Regions from separate parts of the Homo sapiens genome. Here all the other regions are linked to region 3. A link is a loop called in an ENCODE intact Hi-C map of the cell type or tissue named here. Cell type or tissue: dorsolateral prefrontal cortex. All regions are shown on one strand.

Evidence for each region. A loop is a pair of places that touch in the nucleus more often than their neighbours do. Peaks named below come from ENCODE experiments on the same cell type or tissue, not always from the same donor. Only the 100,000 strongest peaks of a DNase experiment are listed, where the experiment ranks them.
Region 1: it touches region 3 in a loop (8-fold over the local background); 8 of 110 quality-filtered maps call a loop at or near these places.
Region 2: it touches region 3 in a loop (3-fold over the local background); 22 of 110 quality-filtered maps call a loop at or near these places.
Region 4: it touches region 3 in a loop (2.9-fold over the local background); 56 of 110 quality-filtered maps call a loop at or near these places.
Region 5: it touches region 3 in a loop (6-fold over the local background); 83 of 110 quality-filtered maps call a loop at or near these places.
Region 6: a loop joins it to region 3, with 2.1 times the contacts of the local background. A loop is called at or near these places in 9 of 110 quality-filtered maps.
Region 7: it touches region 3 in a loop (10-fold over the local background); 67 of 110 quality-filtered maps call a loop at or near these places.

Annotation. Positions count from the first base shown.
Region 1 is chr1:43,600,175-43,604,174 of GRCh38, forward strand. PTPRF (protein tyrosine phosphatase receptor type F) reads left to right here. Exons shown (of 34, transcript NM_002840.5): 14 at 1,897-1,923; 15 at 3,242-3,359; 16 at 3,437-4,000. Among named protein-coding and RNA genes, the nearest start is that of KDM4A, 48 kb to the right of the region's middle. In dorsolateral prefrontal cortex, no CTCF peak of the experiment used is centred here; no DNase peak of the experiment used is centred here.
Region 2 is chr1:43,705,021-43,709,020 of GRCh38, forward strand. KDM4A (lysine demethylase 4A) reads left to right here. Exons shown (of 22, transcript NM_014663.3): 22 at 1-498. It overlaps ST3GAL3 (ST3 beta-galactoside alpha-2,3-sialyltransferase 3), which reads left to right and starts at 2,516. Exons shown (of 12, transcript NM_006279.5): 1 at 2,516-2,673. KDM4A-AS1 (KDM4A antisense RNA 1) reads right to left here and starts at 2,321. Exons shown (of 5, transcript NR_033827.1): 1 at 2,039-2,321. RefSeq lists enhancers at 1,951-2,468, 2,194-2,273 and silencers at 2,404-2,903, 2,934-2,983. In dorsolateral prefrontal cortex, CTCF peaks have their summits at 2,416 and 2,684; DNase peaks (open chromatin) are centred at 2,391 and 2,942; H3K4me3 peaks cover 2,598 bases; H3K27ac peaks cover 1,987 bases.
Region 3 is chr1:43,527,743-43,531,742 of GRCh38, forward strand. It overlaps PTPRF (protein tyrosine phosphatase receptor type F), which reads left to right and starts at 3,141. Exons shown (of 34, transcript NM_002840.5): 1 at 3,141-3,348. RefSeq lists a silencer at 3,852-3,921 and an enhancer at 3,987-4,000. In dorsolateral prefrontal cortex, CTCF peaks have their summits at 1,551 (motif pointing right) and 1,750; DNase peaks (open chromatin) are centred at 1,569 and 3,079; H3K4me3 peaks cover 1,447 bases; H3K27ac peaks cover 2,170 bases.
Region 4 is chr1:44,046,079-44,050,078 of GRCh38, forward strand. The region is part of intron 2 of LOC124904169 (a long non-coding RNA gene); the gene reads right to left. It also overlaps a transcript of KLF17 not described here. Among named protein-coding and RNA genes, the nearest start is that of SLC6A9, 17 kb to the left of the region's middle. In dorsolateral prefrontal cortex, a CTCF peak has its summit at 1,791 (motif pointing left); no DNase peak of the experiment used is centred here; H3K27ac peaks cover 1,514 bases.
Region 5 is chr1:43,647,682-43,651,681 of GRCh38, forward strand. KDM4A (lysine demethylase 4A) reads left to right here and starts at 2,468. Exons shown (of 22, transcript NM_014663.3): 1 at 2,468-2,571. RefSeq lists a silencer at 2,235-2,354. In dorsolateral prefrontal cortex, a CTCF peak has its summit at 2,305; DNase peaks (open chromatin) are centred at 1,890, 2,340 and 2,710; H3K4me3 peaks cover 2,426 bases; H3K27ac peaks cover 2,296 bases.
Region 6 is chr1:43,451,947-43,455,946 of GRCh38, forward strand. It overlaps SZT2 (SZT2 subunit of KICSTOR complex), which reads left to right. Exons shown (of 72, transcript NM_001365999.1): 72 at 1-2,301. It overlaps HYI (hydroxypyruvate isomerase (putative)), which reads right to left and starts at 1,985. Exons shown (of 8, transcript NM_001190880.3): 1 at 1,649-1,985; 2 at 1,440-1,551; 3 at 259-373; 4 at 1-67. The coding sequence starts at 1,847. HYI-AS1 (HYI antisense RNA 1) reads left to right here and starts at 1,981. Exons shown (of 2, transcript NR_174945.1): 1 at 1,981-2,107. RefSeq lists an enhancer at 1-761 and silencers at 1,552-1,611, 1,722-2,021. In dorsolateral prefrontal cortex, no CTCF peak of the experiment used is centred here; DNase peaks (open chromatin) are centred at 965, 1,675, 2,055 and 2,695; H3K4me3 peaks cover 2,174 bases; H3K27ac peaks cover 2,504 bases.
Region 7 is chr1:43,934,508-43,938,507 of GRCh38, forward strand. It overlaps ARTN (artemin), which reads left to right. Exons shown (of 5, transcript NM_057091.3): 3 at 1,083-1,209; 4 at 1,586-1,724; 5 at 1,795-2,733. The coding sequence starts at 1,150. The coding sequence ends at 2,258. LINC02918 (long intergenic non-protein coding RNA 2918) reads right to left here. Exons shown (of 2, transcript XR_947283.2): 2 at 3,389-4,000. Among named protein-coding and RNA genes, the nearest start is that of ARTN, 2.7 kb to the left of the region's middle. RefSeq lists enhancers at 825-1,419, 1,420-2,014 and silencers at 1,959-2,008, 2,129-2,318. In dorsolateral prefrontal cortex, CTCF peaks have their summits at 415 (motif pointing left) and 2,318; a DNase peak (open chromatin) is centred at 424; H3K4me3 peaks cover 1,513 bases; H3K27ac peaks cover 2,447 bases.

The DNA of each region.
Region 1 (4,000 bases), 72 kb after region 3:
CAGGTTGAGGGCTCCTTGTGGAGCCTCAGTGAACACACCTACCCAGAAACATCCCAGGAATGGGTTCCCCTAGCCCCTCCTCTCTGAGGGGGCCAGTGGCCACAGCTGTGGCCAGTGGGGTTCCAGAGAAGCCACTTCAAGTGCCCCCTTCTGGTCCCAAGAGGTTCGGAAGGGAGCTGGGCCAGAGGCTCAGGGACGCTGCCCATTTAGTCTCAGACATCCCATCATGGGGGCGGTAACTCGAGTCTGGGCTCCCGGAGGACACTGAAGATGGAGGCCTGCTCCGTAGCCCTCTCAGGACTGGGTCATTCTGTTCCTCGCCAGTGGGAGAGCAGTGGGGCCTGGTCCCGAGCGTGGCCACAGGGCCCAGCTGTCCCTGTGCTTCTGTCAAGGGCGGCACATTCTGTCCTTCACGCAACAGCACCATCCCCTCAGCTCATCCCCCATCATGCCTGAAGGAACTATGTGGTGCAGGTTCCCACCCCCAGCCTGGAAGTGTGGAGCCAGACCTGTCTCCTTTTACGTCAGATTCCATCTCCCTGCCTCCCTTTTTCCCCTCTCGTGGCCTGCATTTCTCTCTCCTTCTTGGAGTCTCTGTTTTTGTCTTGCTCTTTCTCTTCTCTCTCCTCCTTCCTTCCCTCCTCCCCCTGCCATTCCTCTGACCCCTTTCCTTCATCTCCATTTGGTTTCATCCTCCGTCCTTCCCTTCTTTCTTGCTCTGCCTCTAGCGCAGGACAGGGTCCATGTGATGTGAGAACCTCCACGCCAAGGCTTGGTTGGGACAGCCCAGGTCTCCCCGCAGGCAAGGAGACTGGAAGGGACGTGGGCCCAGCCACACCCTATAAAGTGGCCATGCACTAAGGACCTGTCCAGAGTCTCCTCTCATATTCTGTTCCATGCTTCTTGCAAGGACTTTCCAACAGAGTGTCCCAGGACAGGAGGAACTTAGGCCACCCAGCATGGAGGCCAGTGGACAGAGGCCAGACCGGCACTGTGGGGGTGCTTGGGCTGGAGGACCCCAGGTACTTCCGGCTTGGAGACATCCTGGACCATCTCCCTGTGATGTTTCATGGGGCCTCAGAATGGAGACCTCACAGTCCCTCCACCTGTCCATCTAGAATATCTACATGCACCAAAGGCCCGCAACACTGCCAGCCCCGAAACATTCCTTCCTACCTTAATCCTCAGACACCCCGAGGAAGGAACGGGTATAGGTGATTTCCCGTGCCTGTGGGCTACAGCCCAGGCTCTGAGCTTGGCACTCACAGCCTTCATAGTCTTGCTGACTGGCTTGCCCTTGGGCCCACCCTGGCCATGTGCCCTGTTCACCCCCAACTCTTACTGTTGTGGGACACTTCTCATGCCTGGGGTGATTGTGTAATGTATGATCACATCTGGGATGCTTTGGCGGGTGGAAGGAGACACTGAATAGTCAATTCCATGGCAACAAGCACAGGCCAGGACTGTCCGAGGCAAACCAGGGCATATGGGCACCCCATTCACCCCTCAGTGTCTTCCTTTCCCTTGGCCTGAGCTGTTGAACCCACCCTTCTTGTCTGGCAGCCTCTCCCTCCCAGCAAGCCCAAAATTGTCAGAGCATCTGTAGCTGCTTTGTGTTCTTAGGGCCTTCTGTCAGCGGGTCCTCTCCCTGCAGGCTGCCTGCCCTCCCTGTCTCCCTACCCTCCTCAGCCCTGGCACACCCAGTTGGTGCTCAGTGAGGCAGGGATTCAAATCTTTGAACCGGGAGTTGTTCTGGGGTGCTACCCCCATGGGTACTTTGAGGCCCAAAAGCCCTCCCTCTGTCCTCCCTGGGCAAGGTCCCTTCCAGGCCAGGCCCTCTCCAGGTCAGAGTCCTTCACCATCCTGTCTCCCTTTCTCTCCCTCTCCCGCGGTCAGTGGCGGCCAGAGGAGTCCGAGGACTATGTAAGTAACAGGTGTGCGAACGCGGACAAGACATGGGTCAAGCTGGGCTCGTGGGACGCTCCTCCTCTCCCTCCTTTCCTGCTAGCCTGCACTGCCAAGATCCACAGGGCTCTAGCCACATCAGGAGAAAATTGGCGTTTAGACACAAGCACTGAGCTGAGCAGCGATTGGCATTTCCTCTAATCCTTACTTCTTGCCTGTCGAGCAGCAATTTGAGGCCAGTGTTCATGATCGACCAGGGCCTGGCCCCTGCCCCGGCCAGACAGGGATGGAGTTAAATCCAATCCTGATCGTTAGGCCTTATTGATCCCTGGAGTGAAAAATCACCTGCTTTAGGGCCCAGGCTGGGAGGGCTGTCTGGAGAGTCGGATTCTGGCATTGGTGCATTCTGGAGCCCCAGCCCTGGGAGACCCTCCAGCTGTGGCAGGAGGGGTCCATGAGGGGGTGGTGGCAGCTGCAGGGGCCCCACTCAAGGCCAGAGCTGGAGGGATACCAGGGTTGATGACGGCTCTGTTCCCACTGCACGGTGGTCCCTGCCCTGCTTCCCACTCTTCTCTCTGTGTGGTGTGGCTTGACCTCCCATGGTGTTTCTCCGCATGTCCAGAGATGATGCCTTTGCTGCAGATGGGTATATGGGCAGGGTCTGCCAAGCGGGGAGGACATTGCCCTGGCTGCTGTCTCAGGCATCACTGAGAACAGATGTGGAAGCCAGTTCCCCAGGTGTGGAGGTTTTCTTATTCTCCTAGCCCCTCCCCTGCCTTTCTCAAGAGGTATTGCAGGGTATAGACATTCACAGAGTTAGTGGCCTATATGGGGGCAGCGGAGTCCTGACTGGGTCCTATAGGATGGCACCTTAGCCCATCCTGCCACCTTGCTCTGTCTGTGCATGCATGCACTGGTGTCCACAGGCAGCCTTACGCCTGCTTATGCAGGAGCTGTAGGCTGTGTGCGTGTGGCTGCCAAGAGCCACGCAAGGTGCTGGGTGCGTGCGAGGCTGTGCCCTGTTGATATCCTCAGTCTCCGTTCACAGCACAGTGGAGTGAGGGAAACAGTCTGGCCCTTTGTTCTTGTCTGAAAAGAATAATGAGCTGTCTGCCCCAGGCGTGCGGCTCCTGGGATGGGCGGGGTCCTCCCAGGCCTGCATCCTACCTGCCTGCTTCCTCTCCAGCAGAGGCCACCATTGTATAGCCCCACCTTCCACAACCCCTGGCCTTGTGTGCCCCGGGGCTCCCCTCAGGCTAGGGTCCTGAGGTCCCTGACAAGGTCTGGCCTCTCCCTGCATTCTTGTGATGGGAACGAACCCCTCCTCCTCCCTCAGGAAACCACTATCAGCGGCCTGACCCCGGAGACCACCTACTCCGTTACTGTTGCTGCCTATACCACCAAGGGGGATGGTGCCCGCAGCAAGCCCAAAATTGTCACTACAACAGGTGCAGGTGAGTGAGGGGTCAGGACGGACCTGAGGGTGGGGCAGCAGGAGGGCAGCGCCAGAGCCCAGCCCGTGGTCCTTCAGTCCCAGGCCGGCCCACCATGATGATCAGCACCACGGCCATGAACACTGCGCTGCTCCAGTGGCACCCACCCAAGGAACTGCCTGGCGAGCTGCTGGGCTACCGGCTGCAGTACTGCCGGGCCGACGAGGCGCGGCCCAACACCATAGATTTCGGCAAGGATGACCAGCACTTCACAGTCACCGGCCTGCACAAGGGGACCACCTACATCTTCCGGCTTGCTGCCAAGAACCGGGCTGGCTTGGGTGAGGAGTTCGAGAAGGAGATCAGGACCCCCGAGGACCTGCCCAGCGGCTTCCCCCAAAACCTGCATGTGACAGGACTGACCACGTCTACCACAGAACTGGCCTGGGACCCGCCAGTGCTGGCGGAGAGGAACGGGCGCATCATCAGCTACACCGTGGTGTTCCGAGACATCAACAGCCAACAGGAGCTGCAGAACATCACGACAGACACCCGCTTTACCCTTACTGGCCTCAAGCCAGACACCACTTACGACATCAAGGTCCGCGCATGGACCAGCAAAGGCTCTGGCCCACTCAGCCCCAGCATCCAGTCCCGGACCA
Region 2 (4,000 bases), 180 kb after region 3:
ACCTCTTTGTCTTCCCCTAAAGGAGAACATGGGGATAACATGGGTGTGTGCCCACAACACTCTAGGTGCAGAGCCCCTGTGGCAAAGTATTACAGGGTGTGGGTGGGGATTACCCTGAATCGGGGATTTTAATGATGGAAGCAGGCAGAGCCTGGTGGGTGATTCTGTCAACAGAAAATTGCAATCATGCAGGGGCTGGGAGGGTTAGGATGAAAAAACTGGGGCCATTGGAGGCCCACTGTAGGTGGGAGGGAGCTGATTTTGGGGTGGGGGGTGGGACTAGAGGGCAATACTGAAGGGGTTAAACAGGTTTTTGCTCCTCAAGAATTTGTTTGCCTGGGCCCAGGATTGGAGGGCTTCACACCAATACCCTGTGTATACAAGAATCAGATTTATAATACTTCCCCTTTTTTGTTACGTATGAACACTATAAACCAAATTATTTTGAAAACTGGTGCATCACCTTGTCCTTAGCAATAAAATGTGTTGAGCAGAGGATTGGCTGTCTGCCCCAAGGAGCCCACGTGGCCCACGTCAGGCTGGGGGGTGTATCTAGAGTCATAGGCTCTGGAGCGGGGCTGTGTATTTTAAGACAAATCAGTAAGGCATTCCCTAGGAAGTTCCAGAGAGTGGGTCCTTTGCTTGTCAAGCTCTGTATTAGGCCAAGTATGGTGGGTCATGGGAGCAGGGACACTTCTGGCTCTGAGCACCTCTTTGTTGTGCTTGCTCTGCCTTAGAGACGGGCAAGATGAGGTAACAGAGGAAGCACCAGACCAATGAGTCCTCTCAACAGAGTATCTCTCACTGCTGCCCCATTTGATACATCTTTGTTGAACTGGCCTAAGTTCATGCCAGCATCTGTGCTCTATACAAATTGTGGAACCAGTGGGAAGGATGGGTGCATTTTAGGTGCTTGAAAAGCAAGGGACTCAACCTCCAGTGGGATCCTCAGATTGCTCTCCGAGCTGTCTAGTTGGTGAGAAGCTTCCCTGGAGGAAGACCCAATCTCCTTTGGCTGGTAGATCCCTGAGGTCAAAGTGGACAAGGATGGGGAACCACAGAGCAGGGAGGGGGGCAATGAATAGGTGCAGGACTTGGGTGCCCCGGAGCTGCACCGGCTGGCCCTTAAACAGCCAGGCACTTCCTGTGGCATGGCCCTGTCCAGGTGCAGGAGAGGCTTAGGTCAGTTCAGCTGCTCTGGATGCTTCCTTGTGTCCCTGGGGGTTGAGAGGTGGTTGCTACTTGGTATCTCATTGTGGAGAAAGGGAGGTGCAGGAGGTGATCTTTTCTATGTCAGCTCCCTCCTGGGGCCCAGGGAGGGAAGTTGGCCTTTTTTTTTCTTTGCCCACACTCCACTTGGGGATTCCCAGGGGATGTAGCAAGGGAGGCTGGGCAGAACCAGGCCTTAGTGGATTGGTGAGAGAACACTAATCCATACATCTTTGGAAGAGAGGAACACTTCACCAGCCTTTTTACACAGGATCCCTACCTTTCTCGATGACCCCACTGCCTCCAGGGGTGGGCGCTGGGTTTAATCCCAGCAGTTTTTACTCAACAGCTGACCAGTTTTCCAGAAACTGCACTTTTTTTTTTTGGTCAACCTAATAACTCTTAGGAAACTGCAACTCAGGTGATCCAAATCACACAGACCGGCCCGTTCTCTCCCCTACTGGCTGCCTATGCAGTCGGGTCGACCTCAAGAGAACTGGCCCCAGCCAAAAGCGGCACCTCCCGGCCTGCCAGTCCCTTCCTGCCTTAGGCAGCTCCTCCCAGAAGCCTTTTTGTAGGGCAAACTGCCTTCCCTTTGTAAGGTAGGGCCTTTGGATCCAAGGTTGCAGTTTAAAGACCACCCCGACTTTGTTGAGGAATTAAGTTTTAAATTCCGCCCCAGGCGGATAACACCAGGGCTCAGCCGCAGGAATGAAAAAGGAGTGGGAGGGCTGCAAAGTGTACGTGGGGCTTGGAGGCCTTGTGCCACGCGCGGACTAAAAATGTTCTACGAGTCTCTTAACGCTCACCCCCGTGCCCCCTTACCCACCAGGGCCCACGGAGGTCCGAAGCTTTCGGCCTCAGTGAGCGGAATGGGTGCGCTCACGACCTGGAGGGCGAGATGAGATGTCCCTCGGCGTGAAGTGGCCGTGACTACCCTAGCACTTTGCGTTCCCCGCGCGGGCGACGAAACACGCTCTCGAGGGGAGAGAGCCGTGCGTCCTCTGGGCCGTGAAGCCAGGGGAAGAGGGTTCCTCTAGACAGCTCGATGTGCCCGGGAGAGACACCCACGCTGAACCTGCAAGCTGGGGTGCTCCACCAGCGCGAACCTCTCGCCCCGCACTCGCCGCAGCACTGCTCTCGTGGTAGGCGGGGTGGGCGGGACGGCAAATCCGCGGCTCCTGCGTCTATTGGGCTGCTCGGGGCAGCGCAGCTCCGCATTGGCCAGGCCCTCGCTCCGCCCGGCTTCCGCGAGCCCATTGGTCGCAGGCGCCCGACCGGGTCGCGGCCGCGCGCTCCGCCCGCCGCTGCGTCCCCACTATGGCGGCGCCCATGCAGCCCAGCGCGTTGTGGGCTCCCGCCGGGGTCCCCCGCGGCTGTCGCCGCCGCCTACGCCGCTGCCTCCGCCTTCCTGCCCCGCGTCGGGCCGGGCGCCACCTCCCCCCTGCCTCCCTCTCCGCTGTGGTAAGGGCCTGCCCAGTGCGCTTCGGGGCGCGATGGCTGACCGCGAATAACGGTCGCCGCTCCGCCCCGCCCCTCCCCCGCCGGCCGCGGGTCCCGGGCTGGGCGGGGCGCGGAGCCCGCGCGCTAGTGCCCGGGAAGGCGGGGTCGGGGCACGGCCCAGTCGTCCTTCGGGCTGGGGGCCCAGTACCTGGATGACCTCTCCTGGGTGGGGGCCGCCGAGCCTGGGGGAAAGGCCGGCCGGACGCAGGCCAGGAGGTCTGAGATCATCTCCGTGTGAAACCCCGCAGCGCTGCGCACCTTGGCGCAGAGCACGGACACCGTCATTCGGGCCCTGCTGTGGGAAAAGGAAAGAAAAGTCCAGGGAGCGCCTGAGCGGGAATCGGCAGCGTTTGGGTAGCGGTTGTCATTGCTTACTGCTCTAGCGGGGGCCAGAACTGGGGTCAGTTTGATCGGCAAAGTACGCCTCTCTTGCTTCCTTTCCTTCTGGCACTTTCCCCCGTTGTGTCCTCGGTGCTTTTGCTTGCAAGAGAAAATATCTTAGTGAGGAGGGCAGGTTTGGTTAGGAGAGTGTCCCATGAACATTTTGGATTCCTTTTTACAACAATGTCCATTTTTATGATTCCTCAGTAAGCCTCATTTATGTTTCCTTCACGTATGAGGAAGGAGTGAAACCTGATAACTGAATGTAATTAATTGAGGGAAGGACCAGTGAAGGCGGCTATTACCTCAGAAAGTAAAATACTCAAACTTTTCAGTGGATGTACTGTGAATTATAGATAGCTGGACATTAAGGTAGGAAAAAACTCTTATTAGGTTACTAAAAGTAAGATAGTCCCCATGACAAATTAGGTTGTTTCTAAGGCAGAATTATCTTGTAGAGATGATCACTGAAATGTTTGGTGTACTTTCAAGTCAACAGAGGATTAAAAGGAAGCTGGCACAGAAATTTATAGCCAAATGATACTTTCAAATAATCTCTTAAGGCAATACAGCTCCTCCTATGATTAGAGATTCTTAAGGATATTTTGAGATATTAAGTGGTGAATCTCTCCATTTCGCGTGTCTAACTGTCTAACCATGGTTTAATAAAAATAAAATGTTAACGATGAAACAAGACATTCATGTTCTCAGAGACTAACAGACTTTGTATCAATCAATGGAACGCCTCTTGAGTACATATTTTATGCAAGGCATTGACTGAGGGGAAACTCAAAACCATTTAAGATAAGAAACTTGCTCTAATGGGCCTATAATATACTTGAGGGAATAAAGCACACACATGACAATGATAACTGTGATATGGTCTCTAGAATTCCAAGATGGTAGG
Region 3 (4,000 bases):
GCTGCCAGAGCTTCAGGACTACCAAGGCCCAGGCTAGCAGGCACACAGGCTAGCGAACACCACGAGCCCCTCTTCTAGTGCATGCCAGGGCTACAGAAGACTGGGGCTGGATGAGCTCTAAGACTTGGTCAGGGAGCTGTTCCCTCACTTAGTCATTTATGTCTGATGGTTCCTTGAGCACAGATAGGAAAGTCAATCTTCATTCTTTAACAAATATGTATCAAGTATCTATTGTGTGTGAGGACCCTGTGCTGGCCACTGGGATATGACAGGGAACAAGGTGGACTCATTTCTCCTGCCTGCAAGGAACTGCTGTCCACAGGTCAGGGAGATAGGCACAGATACAAACAGTGGTGACAGCCAGGATGGCTTCCTGGAGGAAACAATGGTTCCAAACAGGTACAGTTGGCTCTGAGGTGCCAAAACACACTAAAGGTAGAGCAAGTCTTTTATTTTATTTTATTTTTTAAAACAGAGTCTTGCTCTGTGGCCCAGGCTGGAGTGCAGTGGAGCAATCTCCACTGCAACCTCTGCCTTCCAGGTTCAAGCAATTCTCCTGCCCCAGCCTCCCAAGTAGCTGGAATTACAGGTGCACACCTGGCTAATTTTTGTATTTTTTTTTTCTTTTAGTAGAGATGGGGTTTCACCATGTTGGCCAGGCTGGTCTCGAACTCCTGACCTCGGGTGATCTGCCCGCCTCAGCCCCCCAAAGTGCTGGGATTGTAGGCGTAAGCCACCATGCCTGGCCAGTAGAGCAAGTCTTAAGGGGCATTATATTATAACTGCATGCAAGAGAAGTTAGGACCAGTTTGGCTTTGTGCGTGTGTGGACTGAAACCCAAAAGCCAGAAACTCTCTGCATGTGTCCCTCATGGAGCCATATGGTCTCTAGTCTCTGTTTTTCAAAATTTGCAGGACTGATGACTGATTGGACAGTGGTGCAGGAGGGAAGGTCTCTGCATGTCAGTGATTAAATTGCTGAAGATGCCACTGCCTGAGACGGGCAGTATTGAAGGTAAGCAGATCTGGGGTGGGCGGGACAGAGGAGGCTCTTAGTTATATGGATCTGGAGCTCACAGGAGCGGCCCAGACTGGAGATAGAGACTTGGAAGTCATCAGCATATGGTTGGTAGTGGTCAAGATGATCCAGAGAAAAGGGGCAGAGCAGGAGAAAAGAGGAGGCCTAGGACAGAGTCCCGGAAGAGCAGAAGACGAGGTGGTAAAGGAATCAGAGACAGTAGCCAGTGAGGAGAGGGTGGGCCAATGAAGCCAAGGAAAAGAACTGTTTTAATAACTCAGCAATGGGCAGGAATAATTGGCTGAAAAGTATACTTTTAAAATTTGGGGGCCGAGAGGGAATCTCTAAATCCTCAAAGTTCTGGAAAAAAAGGCAAAAATGCTTAAAGATGCATAAAATTTGCAATACCTCCCCCGTGGTGCACCAAAATTACCAATGGTGAAAAACCACTCACTGGAAATATTCATTTTTGATCCGTTTGTCATCCAAACCAAATTGTCCAGAATCACTGGAGCCAGTCCCATCCCCTCCTCATACGCCAGGGGGCGCACACGCACTGTTTGTGAATTCAAGTTCAGGACAAAAACAGGCAGTGAATCAGGTGGTTACCAGAACCTGATTCCTCAGCCCAGATCCCTGAACACCACAGCAACCATGCCCTGCACATTACCACGTGATCCCTGAATCCAGGCACCTCAACGATCTCCAAATTTTATTTCTCACCTGACTCCAAACTTACAGGGTTATCAGAAAGACCCCACAGAAGAAACCCCACAGAGGAGAAACCTCATCTCTTTTTCTGCTCAGTTACCTGACCCAGGGCAGTGGGGGTAGGTCCCCCATCCTTCATGGTGAAGCCTAGCAAGCGGCGGGGGGAGGAGGGGTGGGGTAGATAGGAAAGAGCTGGTGTGGCTTTGGCTGACTCTTAAGTGGTTTTAACACGGATTGCGTGGGGGCGGGGTCTGGAGGCAGGGGCGCTTGGATTGAAGCTCATCAAATCCCTCTGATCAGTAGGTCTTGGAATAAATCTTCAGGTAGGTTATTGGTTTCACCCAGAAATTTCTAGGGTCATTATTTGAGTTTGGTATGAGAAGTCAGAAACTCAGTACTGACATTTAAATTACATTTAGAGGGCATTATCATGTCTTTAATTCCGAGGCCAATGTAAGGTTCACAGCTGGAATTGGTATAATATTGGGGTATTAGTCAGTCTCTGCTTGGGGTTGACACTAGGTCAGAGAAGTGGAGGGTGAACATGAGGATGAAGGGGCTTTGTGTGGAGTTTCTGCAAAGCCAGTCTTATCTTGGGTTCCAAGATTATTATTAAAGCTGGGTTGGTTTAGGGTCCTAAATGGTCTCAAGTTTGGGTGGGGTTTCAGGTCAGTATCTGTGTTTGGGGGTCCTTTTATGGTGACCCAATCCCAACTCTGGAATTGAGAATCGAATTCAGAGTGCATTGGTGTTGATCTGGGAATGGGAGAGCAGTACTGGAGTTTTATGTAAGGCTTGGGGTTCAGAAGAGAGATAACTGGGGTCCATAGCAAGGTAGCTTTTGGACTTTAGGGTTCATTTAGGGACTGGGGGCTGAGCATTAGTACAGGGTTCCATTTAAGGTCCAGCGTTGGTGCTAGCGTCACTATCAAGGTTAGGGCAAGTAGAAGTAATAAAGAGATTTAGAGTCAGAATTGGTATTTGGGATCAGTATAGAGGTTCACAACAAAATTACTACTTGTGCTAATTTGGGGGCAGATTAAGGGCTTTGGACTCAATATTGGGTTTAGGGCAAGGTGTGGGCTCAGTATCAGGTTCAGATCTGTATGGGGAGGAAATGGGGTCCTAGAGTGGTATTAGGTTCATGCTAGGGCTGGGAGCCACTAGAAGGATCTGGATGTAGTATCAGAGTTTGGTCTGTCTATGTTCATTATTGGGGTTCGGGTTCAATATTGAGGTTCCGGTCGGTTTCGACTTGGCGTTGGGTTGTGGCCTGTCTGGGCCTCAGCGGCTCCGCGGCTCTACGAGCGAGAGTGCACGAGGGGAGGGGCGCCGCCGGGGGCGCGCACGGCAGGGGCAGGGGCGCGGGCGCGAGCGCGAGGGGAGCGCGCGGCTGGAGCTGGCGCGGGAGCGGCGGGAGCGGTGGCGGCGGCAGAGGCGGCGGCTCCAGCTTCGGCTCCGGCTCGGGCTCGGGCTCCGGCTCCGGCTCCGGCTCCGGCTCCAGCTCGGGTGGCGGTGGCGGGAGCGGGACCAGGTGGAGGCGGCGGCGGCAGAGGAGTGGGAGCAGCGGCCCTAGCGGCTTGCGGGGGGACATGCGGACCGACGGCCCCTGGATAGGCGGTGAGTGACCCCCCGGCCCCCCACCAGCCCCCTCCGCTCCCGTCCCTTCCCCGCTCTCCTTGCCCTCCCCGCTAGTCCACCCGGCGGAGCTGGGGGCGGTCCCGGGGGGGACGAGGGCGCCGCTGAGGCCGGGCCGCGCCCCCACCTGCCGCGCCCGCAGCCTCGGCGAAGCCCCCCCTCCACGCCCCAGCCTGGCGGCTCCTCCCCGCTCACCCCGCGGCAGACGCGCCCCCAGCGCTGCTGGCTGGCTCGCTCCCCGCCGCCCCTCGCCGCCTCCCTCCCTCTCCACCGCACCTTAGCCGCAGCCCGCCCCCCCCACCCAGCGCAAAGTTTCCCGTTTGCGTTCTTGCTCCCCCTCATCGGTCCCGCCTCGTCCCCCCTTCTAGCGCGGACGCGCTCCGGGGGCGGCCCTCAGACCCCCCAGCCCCGGGCTCCGGGCGGGTCCAGGCCGCGCCCCCGCCCCCGCCGCACAGGCGCCCCCTCCCAGCCGGCGGGGGATCCGCAGCCGGCGCGCCCGGGTCTCGCTCGCGGCCCCGGCGCACGTGCGGTCCCGGGCTGCGCCGGGCGCGAGTTTGAAGCCCCCCCACCCCCTTCGTTCGCGAGCACGGGATGGGGAGGGGCCGAACGGGCTGTACCCGCCCCCAACCGGGTG
Region 4 (4,000 bases), 520 kb after region 3:
AACAGATGTCAGCCTGTGTATGAAGAATTCATCCACAAGATTTGGTAAAGGATAATAATAATAATAATAATAATAATAATAATAATAGCTATCATACATTCATTGGGTACTTACTAGTACCAGGCCAGTTCTAAGCACTTTTTTTTTTTTTTTGAGACAGAGTCTCATTATTCTGTCCCCCAGGCTGGAGTGTTGTGGGGGCAATCACGGCTCACTGCAGCCTTGACCTCCTGGACTCAAGTGATTCTCCTGCCTCAGCCTTGCAAGTAGCTGGGACTACAGGTGCATGCCACTACGCCTGGCTAATTTTTTAAAATTTTATTTGTAGAGACGGGGTCTGCTGGAGTTGCCTAGGCTAGTCGTGAACTCCTGGGCTCAAGCAGTCCTCTTCCTTGGCCTCCCAAAGTACTGCAATTACAGGCATGGTCTGCCACGCCCAACCTAAGCACTACACACACACTCACACACACACACACACACACACACACACTCATCTAATCTTCACAACAATCCTATGAAGTAGATACTATATGTTCTTCATTTTAACAGCTCAGGAAATGGATGTGCAGAGGTTAAGTAACTGGTTCAAGTCCATGTGGCTAGTAAATAGCAAATCTAGAATCTGATCTGAGGCAGTCTGGCTTAAAAATATGCATTCTTAGCTGGGTACAGTGGCTCACGCCTGTAATCCCAGCACATTGGGAGGCCGAGAGGCAGCTGCATCACTTGAGGTCAGGAGTTCAAGACCAGCCTGGGCAATATGGTGAAACCTGGTCTCTACTAAAAATACAAAAATTAGCTAGGTGTGATGGTGTGCACCTGTAATCCCAGCTACTCAGGAGGCTGAGGCAGGAGAATCGCTTGAACCAGGGAGGCGGAGGCTGCAGTGAGCCGAGCGAGATCGTGCCACTGCACTCCAGCCTAGACAACAGAGCAAGACTCAGTCTCAAAAAAAAAAAAAAAAAAAAAAGCATTCTCTGTACTAGGCTACAGACATGTCCTTGAAAGTATTTATGCTTACTTTGTTGTTGTTGCCTCCTGTGATTAGAAAATATTATGTTTAGATATGCTTGTTTTTATTTTAAAATGTACAAGAAGAAGTAATGTTGTATTAGTCAGTAAGCTTTGGTCATAGAAATGTTTTCTTTGCAAAGGGTTGCCCATTTTTGTTTTCCTAAGATGGAGCAATTGTACTCATAGCATTGAGCCACCCATTCCTCTGAGTGGGCTAATGAGAGGTTGGTCATGAATTTTGATCTGATGACTTTGAGGAGAGAGAACCGTAAGCACTGGTCCTGGGGTAAAGGGTGGTGTGGTAGGGAGGGAGGAGGAGGACAGATGGTGGGAACCAGAAGAACCAGGTCCAGACAGGCTCCAGCCTGGTCATGAGATGGGGCTGCCATGGTTGATAAATGCTTGAGGTTTGGTTGATGATCTGAGGCCCAGTTCAACTCTTGGCTTCCCCTGGAGCATTGCTGGGGACCCGGCACAGTGACATCAACATCACTAGTAGCCCATCTGCCATCAGTCACATCCATCTTGAGGGAAAGAATGCTTAGATCGTGAGAGCATCCTGCCCTGGGACCAAGGATTTGAGAATGAGGGCACGAGTCGGGGTGCTACTTCCTTCCTTGTTCATATCACCTATTTCCTTCTTAGGTGCCTGGTACAAGGAATAATTAGATAGAAACACATGGGTAGCTTAGATAGGGAAGAGGAAGAATCCCTTAGGAGTCTACAGACGCCATACTGCAACACATTGGCATTAGAAGTAGGATTGTAGTGTCCTCTAGTGGACACTTTGTGAATTTACATAGTATTATTTACTGGATGTGGCCAATAAAGGTGGGCTGAATCCAGAAAAGGGAAGATTGGCATCCAGAGTGTTTGGAGAGTGGGCCCATAAGAGAACATTGTGTGTGTATGTGTGTGTGTGTGTGTGTGTGTGTGTGTGTGTGTGTGCACGTGCACGCACGTATGTGTTGGGGGCTGTGTAGCTTCTCCTAACTTCACCATGCAGAAGTCAAGGAAACGGTTACAGAGGCAAAATGTGGGAGTAGCTAATGGCAATGGCCCAGAGAGATGAAAAAATGTGAGAAAACCAAAGCTTGGAGGTAGGAACTTTCCGATTCTTTTGGAGTAGACTAAGGTGACTTAAGTAGGAAAAGAACGCATAGCCAGTAACTCTCCCAACAGAACTGGATTCGTGCCTGGGGTGATTCAGGATGTCCAGTTAAGCTGGGAAATACTGATTCCACTGATCCCCTTCATTCACTCAGAGCAGACCGAAGACTGTGAGACTTCCTCCCCACAGTGAGCTAAAAGGACGCTTTTGTCAGAGTGGGGAAATAAAAGGGCTTTATGGGAAGGAAGATAAGAACAGATGAGTCAGAGGTTTCTGCTTAATGGTGAGTATTTTTGTCTTAAAATGTGTGTTTTTCTTCTTTGGAGAAGGTACTGCACTCTTTTTGTGTTTTGAGCTGGAGACTTTCTTTGATATGACTGGGTTTTAAGCTAGTTGGTTACAAATGAATATTTGGGGCTTTAGAAAATATTCTTTATGTTTGGATGGGATCTCCTAAGTACATAAATAAATTGTTTTATTATTAACCTAAGTTTCTCTTGGTGAAATTTTCTGTGTGTTTGACTGGCCACAGTGTAATTTGCTTAATTTTTGAACACAGTAAGATTTATCTACAAATTAGAGGTGTTGCAAAGTTGATTTAGTTTGATAATGATTAGTTTTCTTTGTTTTTATGTGTGTACACAGTGCATTGGGTTTAATAAGCTTTTTATTGGAGTAAATCATTCGTGCAGAAAAATGCATTAATCATAAGCATATAGCTTAATGCGTCACCACAACTTGAACACATTTGTGTAAACATAACTGTCTTAGTCTGCTGGGGCTGCTATAGCAAAATGCCACAGACTGGGTGGCTTAAACAACAGACATTTATTTCTCACAATTCTGGAGCCTGGGAAGTCCAAGATCAAGGTGCTGGCGGGGTTGGGTTCTGGTGAGGGCTCTCTTCCTGGCTTGTAGATGACTGCCTTCTCACTGTGTCTTCACAGTGTAGAGAGAGCATGAGCAAGCTCTCTGGTCTCTTCTTATAAGGGCACTAATCCCATCATGAGGACCCTACCCTCATCACCGCATCTAAACCTAATTTCTTCCCAACGACCCCGTCTCCTAATCCCACCACATTTGGGATTAGGGACTCAGTGCATGAATTTGGGGGGCACACAACATTTAGTTCATAATAATAACCATCCAGTAAAGATGCCTCTCTTGTGCTACCTCCCAATCCCAGCCCTCTGCCCTCCCCAAGGTGACCACTAGCTTAACTTCTAACCACATAGAGTTTTGCCTGTTTTTGAATTTCATATAGTTAGAATTATACAGTATATATTCTTTTCTTTTTGAGAGAAGGTCTCACTCTGTCACCCAGGCTGGAGTGCAGTAGCACGATCTCAGTTCACTGCAACCTCTGCTTCCCAGGGTCAAGCAATCCTCTGAGCTCAGCCTCCTGAATAGCTGGGACTACAGGCATGTGCCACCATGCCTGGCTAATTTTTGTATTGTTTGTAGGGATGGGGTTTCACCAGGTGGTCCAGGCTGGTCTTTAACTCCTGGACTCAGAAAATCCACCCACCTTGGCCTCCCAAAGGGTTGGAATTACCAGCGTGAGCCGCCGTACCCGGCCTATGTATTGTTTTCAATCTATAAGGTTTATCTGTGCTGTTATGTATAGTAGCATGTTCATTTCCATTGTGGTATACTATTCCATTGCATGAATATATAATAATTTATCCATTTTAGCTTTTCAGTTTCAAATAATGTGTATCTTTTGGAGTAGACTAAGGTGACTTAAGTAGGAAAAGAATGCATAGCCAGTAACTCTCCCAACAGAATTGGATTCATGCCTGGGGTGATTCAGGATGTCCGGTTAAGTTGAGAAATACTGTACATCTTGGAGTACAGTTACTGTCTCCTGGCATA
Region 5 (4,000 bases), 120 kb after region 3:
GGTTGCAGTGAGCCGAGATCACACTACTGCACTTCAGTCTGGGCAACAAGAGCAAAACTCCATCTCAAAAAAAAAAAAAAAAAATTCCTAACACCCCAGAGCATTCTTTGTGCCACCCTTTCCCATCATTCCCTGTCCCCTACCTAAAAGTAACCAGAACATTGACTTTTATTGCTATAGGTTAGTTTTGCTTAGAATATCGACATTTAAAGCGTGCAAAGGGGCTGGGCACGGTGGCTCACGCCTGTCATCCCTGCACTTTGGGAGGCCAAGGCGGGTGGATCACTTGAGGTCAGGAGTTTGAGACCAGCCTGGCCAACATGATGAAACCCTGTCTCTACTAAAAATACAAAAAAAATTAGCCGGGTGTGGTGGCGGGCGCCTGTAATCCCAGCTACTCAGGAGGCTGAGGCAGGAGAATCATTTGAACCTGGGAGGCGGAGGTGGCAGTGAGCCGAGATCGTGCCTGGGCAACAAGAACGAAACTCCGTCTCAAAAACAAAAAAACAAAAAAGCAAGCAAACAAACAAAAAGTGTGCAAAGGGAAAGGTGAGCTTAAAAAGGAAACAGGAAAACTGGTCAGAAAAATGGGAGCATATCACGAGAACTTGATTTAGGCTCCACCTATCACATGCACATACCAATTGGAAGCTAGTGATACACAGTAGAGGGCCCTTGGAAATCATCTGGCAGCACCAGGAAATACAGCAAAATCCAGTTTATGGAACACAGTAACAGTAACTAGCGACTGTATCCATGTCCAGGACAGTGGAGTCTGTGAAGCAACCTGCAGTATCTTGTGCTTAGTGGCAGCAGGAAAGACAGTGGTGGATGAATTCTACCGCAGGATTTGGGTTTTCTTTATGTGTCCTGCAAGTTGGATTCTTCAGACTCGGCACTTTTGTGAGCCACTCAGTATAATCTATTATCTAATACTGTCGATTACCTTACTGGGTAAGGGCAAAAACCCCTATTGTGAAAGACTTGTGGCTGCGTAGCCAACGGCCATTCTTTTTGAAACAGTCATTTCTGTTTTTGAAACTATTTTTTTTAAAGATTTTTTTTTCAGTAGGCATGTACCCAGCCTGAGGCATAAATCATGATTGGTCCATAGCATTCTATGAAATATGTTCTTTTTGCCAACATTCATTAACTCTCATCTTTACAAAATTTGCAAGGCATTATTTTTTCCATTTTATTGATGTGAACTCCCAGGCTCAGAGAAGTTACTAGTTTTGAACACAGGCCTGACTCCATATAGCTCTTTCCAGGGCACTACCCCATTATTCATCCATGGTAATTCTGTATATTTTTTTATGACTCTGGTTGTGGGTATTTTACTTTCCTACTTGACCTTCCCCACTACCCTTGACAATCTGGGAATTCCTTAAGGCGACTCACTACCCCTCAGGAACCGCTCCTAATGACTTCTAGGAAGCCCCCTCGCCCTCCAGAAGTGCCTCTTCTGATTCCCAGGATGCCCCCCTCTCCGCCCCAAGAGCTGCTCCTAATGATCCCCCAAATCCCCGCTCACTGAGGAACTGCTTTTTTTTTTTTTTTTTTTTTTTTAGACGGAGTTTCACTCTTGTTGCCCAGGTTGGAGTGCAATGGCGCGATCTCGGCCCACCGCAACCTCCGCCTCCCGGGTTCAAGCGATTCTCCTGCCTCAACCTCCGGAGTAGCTGGGACTACAGGCATGCAACACCACGCCCGGCTAATTTTGTATTTTTTTTTTGAGTAGAGACGGGGTTTCTCCATGTTGGTCAGGCGGTCTCAAACTGCCGACTTCAGGTGACCCGCCCGCCTCGGCCTCCCAAAGTGCTGGGATTACAGGCGTGAGGGACCACGCCCGGCCAGGAATTGCTTTTTAATGACCCTAAGGAGAGCCTCCCTCATGGTCTGTCCTAATGACCCTCAGGGCAGCTTCCCTTCCCTGTTCAGGCTTGACAGCGAATGAGGGGTTTCCAAGGCCACGGGATTTTGTTTTGAAAACCGAGACACCCAGGACAAACCGGGACAAGACGGTCATCTTTTCAGCACTCCCTGAGCTCGGAAGCTGCCCCTAAGGGCCCCGACACATTTCCACGTTAGGCAAAGAGGATACTCATCCCAAGAAAACTTTGGCCTATCCTTTCGTTAGCGACATCCTATAGTAACCTCACCGCCCTTACCCATCTACCGGACCGGCCCACTTCCAGGTACTAGCTTCTTTCAACCCTGATTAGTTATGGGTGACCAGGAGCCCGCCTATGATTGGCCAGCTTCGCGATCCAGCTAGAGGCTCACTGGCCGCGGTCCCTAGTGGTACAGCGTTTCCTCCCGGCAACAGCCCGAGCCGGCGCTCATAGGCTGAGCACACTGAGGTCGGGACTGGGAGGTGGCTGCGGCGCGTGCTCATTGGCTGGTGTATGGCTTGCAGCCACCCTTGAATTGGTTGACTCTGTACGGCTGCGCAGATGCCGACTTTAGAGGAGGCGGAGTTTCGGCCTTCGCCTGCTGGAAAAGCAGTAGGATCGGCCAGTGGCGACAGCAGGAGCTGAGCCTAAGCCCTGGCGGGGCTTTGGGCTGTAGGTGAGAACTATAGGGTTTTGGAATTCTCGAGGATCATTGCCGCTGTAGCAGTGACCGTGAGTTTTGGTGGGGGAGGGGCGGTGGGGGTGGGTCTTCCAGCGGTGAGTGATCGGCATGTTTCTCGGCCAATAGGAGAAGGAGCTTCCAGAATGGGTTCTGAGATTGGTCCTTTCCAATCTTCAAGGCCAATGGACCTCGGGAGAGGGGGGCGGGTCATCTGGGCCTTATTTTCTTCTTCCTGCGGCCGAGCTTCACTCGCCAAGGCGGCGGGGCCGGGAGGGGCCGAACCTGTGCGCGGTGAGGTTCGGGGACGGTGGGGAGCAGGGTGCGCTGCCTTTGGAGTGATGCTCGCGGGAGCGGCTGCGAGGGAAGGGTGCGGGAGTCCGAGGGGGTTGTTAGCAACAGCTAGCTTTATTGAGTGGGTAAGTACCGGGCCTAGTGCTTAGTGCTTCGCTTGCATCATCTGAGCTAATCACAGCGACCCTGCAGGGCAGGGGGTTGGGATCCCCATTTTACAGGTGGAGAAACTGAGACTCAAGTCAGCTCACACAGCCAAGGTCACATAGCTAATAAACGGCAGAGACCGGATCTGTATTCAGAGTTTTGACTTCGGAGCCGGTGTTCTTGAATCTCTAGGCTTTGTTACTGATTGGGAGGGAAGGTGTCATGAAACGGGAGCTTTCCCCAGGGAACAGATTTGGGGGAAGGGAATCCTAGGGTTGAAGAAGGGATGAACAATTGAGGTGAGGGTGAGGAAATCAGTTTTTCAACAGTTACCGATTGCCTACTCTGTGCCATGCATTGTTCTAGGCATACAAAGATGAATAGGGGCAGAGGCTGATGAAGCCCATTAGGGCCCCTTTGAAGGCCCGGGGAAGGGCCCCAACATTGTATTCACATGATTGTATGTTTTTATAAAATGTGCAAAAGTAAGATATTTTGGATTCATTTTTCTTTTTAAGAGGGTCTTCAAAATTAAATAAACTTCGGGTTTCTCCACACTTGGAGCTGCCCTTGCAGAGGACTTAGTCCAGGTGGAGATGAGTATGTAAGCAGTATAGAGCAGTGGAAGGTGCACTTAAGAGTGGGCTGTGGGCAAATTTCCTGGTATGTAAAACAGGGAGAACAGTATACCTGCCATGCAAAGTTTCTGCCAGGTTCATGAAAAGCGCCTGTTTAGAAACACGCCTTATTTTTGATAGGAAGCCTAGGAGATACGGGTAACTGGATTTGCCTTCTCTCCTACCTTACACAGTTGTGCTCCGTGTTCTGCTCCCAGGCCTGTAACTAGATTTCTGGTGGATTGGAGGCGCTTTTCTCCTTTCTGAGCTCTCCAACTCTCAAAGAGAGTCTTGGAGCTGAACCGCCATACCTTTGGGCCCCAGATAGGGGGTACGGAACTGCTGGACCCTCAGTGAGGAGGGTGGGT
Region 6 (4,000 bases), 76 kb before region 3:
TGTCCAGGAAGTACTGGGGGTCAGTGATGCGGGTGTTGATGGGCTCCAGCAGTCCCACGAGGTCCTCCTAGCAGCATGTCGGGTGCTGTGAATAGAGCTCCTTCCCAAGTTTGTCCCCCATCAGTCAGTCACTGGTCAAGGCCCTCACCTGTTCCTCTGACCTAGGCTGGCAGCCTCACGTGCTGTCCCCACTGTGCACCCCCTTCTCCGCACACCCACAGAGACATGTAAGTACGTGTGTGTTTCCACCTTTCTCACCTGAGCCAAAACCCCAGCTGCATGCCTCAGGTTCTCCAGAAAAACGGCCTCCATCTCAGCCTTGACTGCTATTCGATCAGCTCCCTGGGGTACTCGGCCAGCCATCAGGTGGATCCTGTGGGGAAGATGGACTGGAGGCCTTGCCTCCCTTGGCTCTCTCTGCACCTCTTCCAGGATTCCCTGACTGTGCCAGCCCTCGTCCGTCTCCCCAGGTCTCCAGTCCATGGCACCTGGGTCACGATGCCCAGGTATCCCAGCACTTTCAGAGACACTTCAGTGATGGCTGAGGGGCAAGCCCTTTCCCAGACATCTCAGTGTCCACCCACCGCCTCCTGCCTCCAGTACTTTCCAAAACCTTTCCTTCCCTCGGTCCTTCTCCGCAACCTGTAACCTGCTAAATTCTCACCTTTAAAAATTGTCCTGACCTTTGCTTGCCCTTCTCAGGTATTCCATGCTGCTGTCTCTACTTCCTCTCCTCGCATCTACTTAGCCTTTTCCCATCTGTTTTCTGCCCCCACCATTGACCAGTAGTGATCCCCTCTTGCCAGTTCCTTCTGAGCCTGTTTGGCCTCTGCAGGATTTGACATTTGAATCAGCCCCACTTTGAGCCGTCCACCTCCTCCCATCATCCCCTGATCTTAGCCACATCCAGCTCCAAGCAGACATTCCAGGCCTCCCCATCCCAACAGGCTACATACATGTCCAGCCTCAGGAACGCTGCCAAATACACCAGGCCTCCTCTTGCCACAGCACCCTTGCAAGGAACACTCAACTTCCTGCCCATCAAGCAATGCCCACTCCTTGAAGACAGTCCAAGCATCACTACCTGTAAGCAGCTTTCTCTGATCCAGACAGGGTTAGGTGCCTACCCTGCTCCCACAGCTTCCTGGAATAGGCCTGTCCTCAAATGCATCACTGTATATATTTACTCTCCTATCTGCCTAGGCAGACTGAGCTCCCAGCATGGGATCCCAGCATGGGGTGAGCATGAAAGAGTGGCAAACAGAGTGGCATAAGACAGATAAAATACAAAAGGCAATTTACAAAGGACCAGGACCGCAGAGGCAGAGATAAACCAGTGGGCTCAGACTTCTGAGCGTCTCAGATCTGGCGTCCTCGACTCCCTGAACCTGCATCAGGGTCATGGGTCACAGGGGTGGGGGTGGGGTGGAGCGGGGTACCTGGGACAGCCCAGGGCTTTGGCATACCGCACGGCCTGCTCCAGTCCCTCTCGGAAGGCCGCCTGTCTCCCGGGGACGGCCCCCAGCCCCATTTCCCCCTTCTCTTGGTCTCCTGCAGAGAGAACGGGCCTCAGCCCCCGGCTCGGACACTCCCCTGCCCGCGCCCCGGCACCCCCCAGCCCTCCCAGCCCTCCCGGCCCGCGACGCACCCGGGGGCGTGTTGATCAGTACAAGCCGCAGCCCCGCTTCTCGCGCGGCGCGCGCCAGCGCCTCAGGCGTCTCCGCGTACGGCCAGGCCACCTCGACGGCCTCGAAGCCCGAGCTGCCCGCGGCCCGCACCCGCGCGGGGAGGCCGGAGAGCTCGGGGAATAGCCAGGACAGATTGGCGGAGAAGCGCAGCGGCGCCATGCCTGGGGAGGCCGGGCCGGGCGGAGTCCGCGGGATCCAAAGGCGGCGGGCGGCGGGCGGCGGGCGGCGGGCGGGGGCGGGGCTCTCCTTGCTGGCCCTGCGAACGAACGAGCACTGTTCGTGGTTAGAAAAGCGAAGTGCTGTAAAAACCCGGGCCTTCACGAAAAGCGCCTACGGTTAGCGAGAGAGGGATCACGGGGAGAGGCGAAGGGGCGGAGCGAGGGCGGCCGGAAAAGGAGCAGGACCCGCGCCTGGAGAAGGTAGGGAGGCCGAGCTCCAGGGCCTGAGAGCCGGACGCGAAGCAAGAGAGAGCTGGCTGCCCGAGGGCCCGGTTGCAATGATGGGACGCGCACTTTAATACTGAGTCTTTCCTCTGATTATAAAAATGCTATCTGTTCGTTAAGCAACATTTGAAAGCTGTATGACCAAATAAAGAAGCACTTTTATACCGCCAGTTATCACACCACTAGCCTGTTGGCTTTCCCGTCCAAATTTTAAAATATGCAATTTTTTTCTTTGGAAATTCTGATCATTCGGTATATGCTGTTTTATAGCTCTTTTTCATGGAATATTATTTTGTGAGCATTTCCTCGTGTTTTCCAATAGCCTTCAAAGTCAGTGCCTTCGCTGCTCATTGTCGCACACCTAAGCAGCAAGTCATTATTGTACTTTGTGGTTGGATATCGTGTGTGTGCACGCGCGCTGCAAGCGCACTTTCAGGCACTTCTTAGTCCCTATCTCTGACTCTTTTCCGAGTCTTTTTCTAGAGATGTCCATCACAGTGTTTGCCCGTTCACGCCGCTAGTCTTTTGCAAGGGAAACCGCCCCATTGGAGCAGCTATGGGTGAGCTGTCCCTTTTTAGCCTTAGCCTCAGCTGATTGGACCAGGGAGGTCATCTGATCCCAGGGCAGCCAATCCATAGACTGGCCAAAAACCTCTTACTTGCGTCGTTTGGAAAGGTAATTTAACCAATCAAGAGTTCAAACAAGGAAATGCTGAGAGTCAACAGGTGGTGTTGCCAGAAGGTGACTGGGCTGTAGAAACGAAATAAGACAGTCCTATGGTAAAGAAAAGCTAGAGCGGAAAGGAGGGGAACCAAGTCCTGTGAATAGAGGTAGCACCCTGAGAAACCCATGTCATCCCAAGGGTGCCCAAACCCATAGCTGCCCCCAGGTCTGTGCACTTAAGGCTGGGATGCTTAGACTTTCCTGGGTTTCTGTCTCTGTATAGCCTCTTAATGTTTCTTGAGATAATTTGAATGATTTTACTTTCATCTACAATAACCCAACTGATTGGGCAGGTTCTTATGGGTAGAATTACATGGTCAAAAATAGGAACATATTTAAGTTGTTGATATCTTAAATTTCCTTTGAAAAATATAAATTTATATCCCAACAATTCATGAGTAAACGTCATCTTGATCTATCGTCTGTGCTAACTTTGACAGAGAAGCTTAAAGTGCAACATTAGGAACACCCAGCTCCCACTGATTGTTCTGTCAACACTCAACTCCATCTCAAATGAGGCCAGCTCAGACACCAGGGATCCAGCCTGATCCCGTGGTGAACCCAAATTCTTGGCAGGTTCTGTTTCTTCAGCTCTGCCTCCAAGAACAGACTGCTGCCAGCTGACACTGATCACCTGATTTCATGCTCTTTTGCAGCTGGTTTTACACTAGGACCTTTGCCTTGTCTTGGAACGTGTTTCTCGTCCAATCAAGACCTCACTAAGCTTAACATTGTAATCAGTCCCAACTTTAGTGTGTTTGCAATCCAAAATTGACAACAAAGAGTAACATCTAGAGGAAGTAATTCCTTTATTACCACCTCACTGTTGATCTCCGAGTATGCAAATTCTATTTATGATGTTGACAGCTGCTGAGCTCTGCGTCAGAAACAAAATGTGTCCAACTCCCGATTGTCCACCCCTTTTTTCCTTGGACATGCCTTAGGGCAGTAAAGATTATACATAAACTAGACATAGGTGACTCACTTTCCCCTTAATTCCCTTACAACACCTTCCACCTTCACATAATATGCTCAAATAAATATATAAGGAGTGCAATGTCCATGAAAATTATTTGCTTTATTCACCTTTGACTATGTCTTATCCCACCTTGCAACACAGGCATGACACTAAGTTATCACAAGTT
Region 7 (4,000 bases), 410 kb after region 3:
CCGGGAAGGCCTGGGGGTCTGTTCCACAGGTGTGCAGGCATTCTGTGTGCTAAAGGATGGGGATGAGGGTGGTAGCTGGGACCCAAGAGGAGGCTGGCTAATGAGGACTTACGAAGGCTCTAGGGCCCCAAAAGGGTGTTTGGGAGTGCTAGCAGTGGGAGCTCAGGAAGGCTGGCTGGGATCAGGAACGATGGCTCAAGGGGGAAACTTCTAGGAGCATGACTAGGCTGCCAGATCCATAGGAGGCTGGGAGGGGGACAGACCTAGACCAGCTCCCAGGGTGGCTCAGCTCTCAGAGACCAGGCTGGTATGGAAGCCTAGCTGGCCCTCCTGGGAGTGGCTCAGGCCTGAGTGTAGCTGAGGGGATGGAAAAGCCCACCCTGCTTGGAATCTGCAGGCTTGGCAGACTCTGCCCCCTTGTGGCCACAGGAAGCCATGACCCAGGCCCCATGTTTTCAGAGGGCCCATTAGCTCCCACCATCCCCCGGCTCTGTGGTCATCGAGGGACACCTATAGTCAGAGGAGAGAACTCAGGTGGCTCTGGGTCCAGAACACAGTTCACAGAGGGGCGAGGTGAAGCAGCTCTGGGTGGGCAGCACAGGCTGAGGCTTGGGGCTCACTATCATTAGATAACTCTTAGAGTGACCAGCTAGCACCCTAATTCTTCTCCAGCCCTCAGCTTCCTCTCCGGCAGCCTGGGGTGAAGGCCTCTGTAGGACCAAGTGTGTCCAGCTATAACTCCTTCCAGCCACTTCTGGCATCTCCAGACCTACAACGCAGAGCAGGAAGGTTCTGGGAAAAGAGGACCCCTCTCTCCCCTCCAGCTGTGTGACCTTGTAACCTTAGACAACCTCTGAGCTTCTCTGAGCCTTGTTTGCTCATCTGGAAAAAGGGGATTAAACCATTTACCTCATGGAGTTGTGAAAGAATAGCTGCAAAGCACCTAACACATAGTAAGGTTCCCAGTGCAGCTACTTCTGCTGGGTTGAGTCTAGCTGTGTAGGCCCCTTGTTCCTCACCTGGAGAAACTGGGGTGGCAGGCCGGTCCCCCACAAAAGATAACTCATCTCTTAATTTGCAAGCTGCCTCAACAGGAGGGTGGGGGAACAGCTCAACAATGGCTGATGGGCGCTCCTGGTGTTGATAGAGATGGAACTTGGACTTGGAGGCCTCTCCACGCTGTCCCACTGCCCCTGGCCTAGGCAGCAGGTGAGTGGTTCTCCCAGTGACTCCTACCTGGTACTGAGGAAAGGCGGCTTGACTGGTGAGGGAGAGCAGGGCTTGGCTTGGGCAGCGGTTAGGTGTGGGAGGGAAAATGGTCAGGGAGGGACCAGGTGAATGGGAGGAGGAGCGGGACTTCTCTGAATGGTCGGTGCACTCAGGTGATTCCTCCCCTGGGCTCCCAGAGGCAGCAAACCCATTATACTGGAACCTAGGCCCTTCCTGAGTTTCCCCTCCACACAGCTAGGAGCCCATGCCCGGCCTGATCTCAGCCCGAGGACAGCCCCTCCTTGAGGTCCTTCCTCCCCAAGCCCACCTGGGTGCCCTCTTTCTCCCTGAGGCTCCACTTGGTCTCTCCGCGCAGCCTGCCCTGTGGCCCACCCTGGCCGCTCTGGCTCTGCTGAGCAGCGTCGCAGAGGCCTCCCTGGGCTCCGCGCCCCGCAGCCCTGCCCCCCGCGAAGGCCCCCCGCCTGTCCTGGCGTCCCCCGCCGGCCACCTGCCGGGTAGGTGAGAGGGCGAGGGGGCGGGGCGGGGCTGGCCCGGGACACCGCGCGTGACTGGGTCTCATTCCAGGGGGACGCACGGCCCGCTGGTGCAGTGGAAGAGCCCGGCGGCCGCCGCCGCAGCCTTCTCGGCCCGCGCCCCCGCCGCCTGCACCCCCATCTGCTCTTCCCCGCGGGGGCCGCGCGGCGCGGGCTGGGGGCCCGGGCAGCCGCGCTCGGGCAGCGGGGGCGCGGGGCTGCCGCCTGCGCTCGCAGCTGGTGCCGGTGCGCGCGCTCGGCCTGGGCCACCGCTCCGACGAGCTGGTGCGTTTCCGCTTCTGCAGCGGCTCCTGCCGCCGCGCGCGCTCTCCACACGACCTCAGCCTGGCCAGCCTACTGGGCGCCGGGGCCCTGCGACCGCCCCCGGGCTCCCGGCCCGTCAGCCAGCCCTGCTGCCGACCCACGCGCTACGAAGCGGTCTCCTTCATGGACGTCAACAGCACCTGGAGAACCGTGGACCGCCTCTCCGCCACCGCCTGCGGCTGCCTGGGCTGAGGGCTCGCTCCAGGGCTTTGCAGACTGGACCCTTACCGGTGGCTCTTCCTGCCTGGGACCCTCCCGCAGAGTCCCACTAGCCAGCGGCCTCAGCCAGGGACGAAGGCCTCAAAGCTGAGAGGCCCCTGCCGGTGGGTGATGGATATCATCCCCGAACAGGTGAAGGGACAACTGACTAGCAGCCCCAGAGCCCTCACCCTGCGGATCCCAGCCTAAAAGACACCAGAGACCTCAGCTATGGAGCCCTTCGGACCCACTTCTCACAGACTCTGGCACTGGCCAGGCCTCGAACCTGGGACCCCTCCTCTGATGAACACTACAGTGGCTGAGGCATCAGCCCCCGCCCAGGCCCTGTAGGGACAGCATTTGAAGGACACATATTGCAGTTGCTTGGTTGAAAGTGCCTGTGCTGGAACTGGCCTGTACTCACTCATGGGAGCTGGCCCCTATTTATTATTTCTAAGTTATTTATTTACTTCTGTGGCTTGTCAGATCCTTTCCTGGGCAGCAGGGGGTTGGGAAGAAGAGGCTGGATGGAGATCATGCCTTGCTGATCGCACTCACACACCTCAGGCTGACTCAGCAATCACAGACCTGGCCTGGATCTTCGGCCCCCACCCAGCAGCTCCGGGATGGGAGGCATGGAACACAGGCAGGGGCAGGGCGGGCAGCAAGGGTGCAGTCACTAGTCCTGGCAGGCTGCTCACTTGGGCCTGGGCTTACCTCTGGGGAAAGAGACTACAGAGGCTTCTGTGGAGAAAGCCCTGTCTCTGTGACCTCTGGCATCTTTGTGGCCCCCGCTTAGTGGGTAAAGACACAGAGAAGCACCCATTGCCCCACCCCACTGTCATTGATCAGTGTCTTACCATCCAGGGAATTGTCTTGAGGGTGCCTTGTCAGATATACACATGCCTCTGCTTGCAGACAGGCCAGCATGGTTAACTCACTATCCACATTCCATGAAGCAGCCCAGGGCATGAGGGCATCTGAAAAAAACCGAGGGTTGGTAGAGGGTGCGGTGGGGTGCTGGCTCCGGTGAGCAAAGCACAGAGCTCCATGTGGATAAGGAGGCAGGAAAAGATAAGGGCCCCAGCAGGATCTGCATCTTGGGTGATGAACAAGGATATTCATTAATTCAAACAAATATTTATTAAGCACCTATTATATGTCAGATACTGATTATATGACAGATGCCAAGGATACAGAAGTGAAACAGACATGATCCCTGCCCTTGAGAAGCTTCAACCAGGAGAGACAGACAATAAGTAAGCAATTACAGTAATAATTATTTAAATTCAATTTGGCAAATGGTACGAAAAGGACAGGAAGCTAAGAAGTCCACACCTTCGTGGGGAAGAAAGGAGAAGTTACTGCTGACTCTGGCCTCTCATACCACCCCCAAGTCACCTCCAAAAGGCCAGGGCTATCCCTAAGCTTTTCTGGATATCCTTTCAAACCTTGTTTCCCATGTCCTATGCATTTGTATTGGGGAGGCCTCTATGATTTTTCTTTTTTGGAAATGAGATGGGGGCATGGATTTGGAAAGGATGCTAAGTCTGAGGAACTGTGGGACATCCAGAGGGGTTGTCAGGAGGCAGTGGGATCTGCTGGTCTAGAGCTGCCGAGGGAGGTCTGGGCTGGATTGATGTGACAGCTGTCAGCACAGAGGCAGGAGCTGCAGCCGGGGGTGAATGAGAGTACCATGAGAGATGGAGAGGGTCGAGGGCGAGATCCCTCAGGCA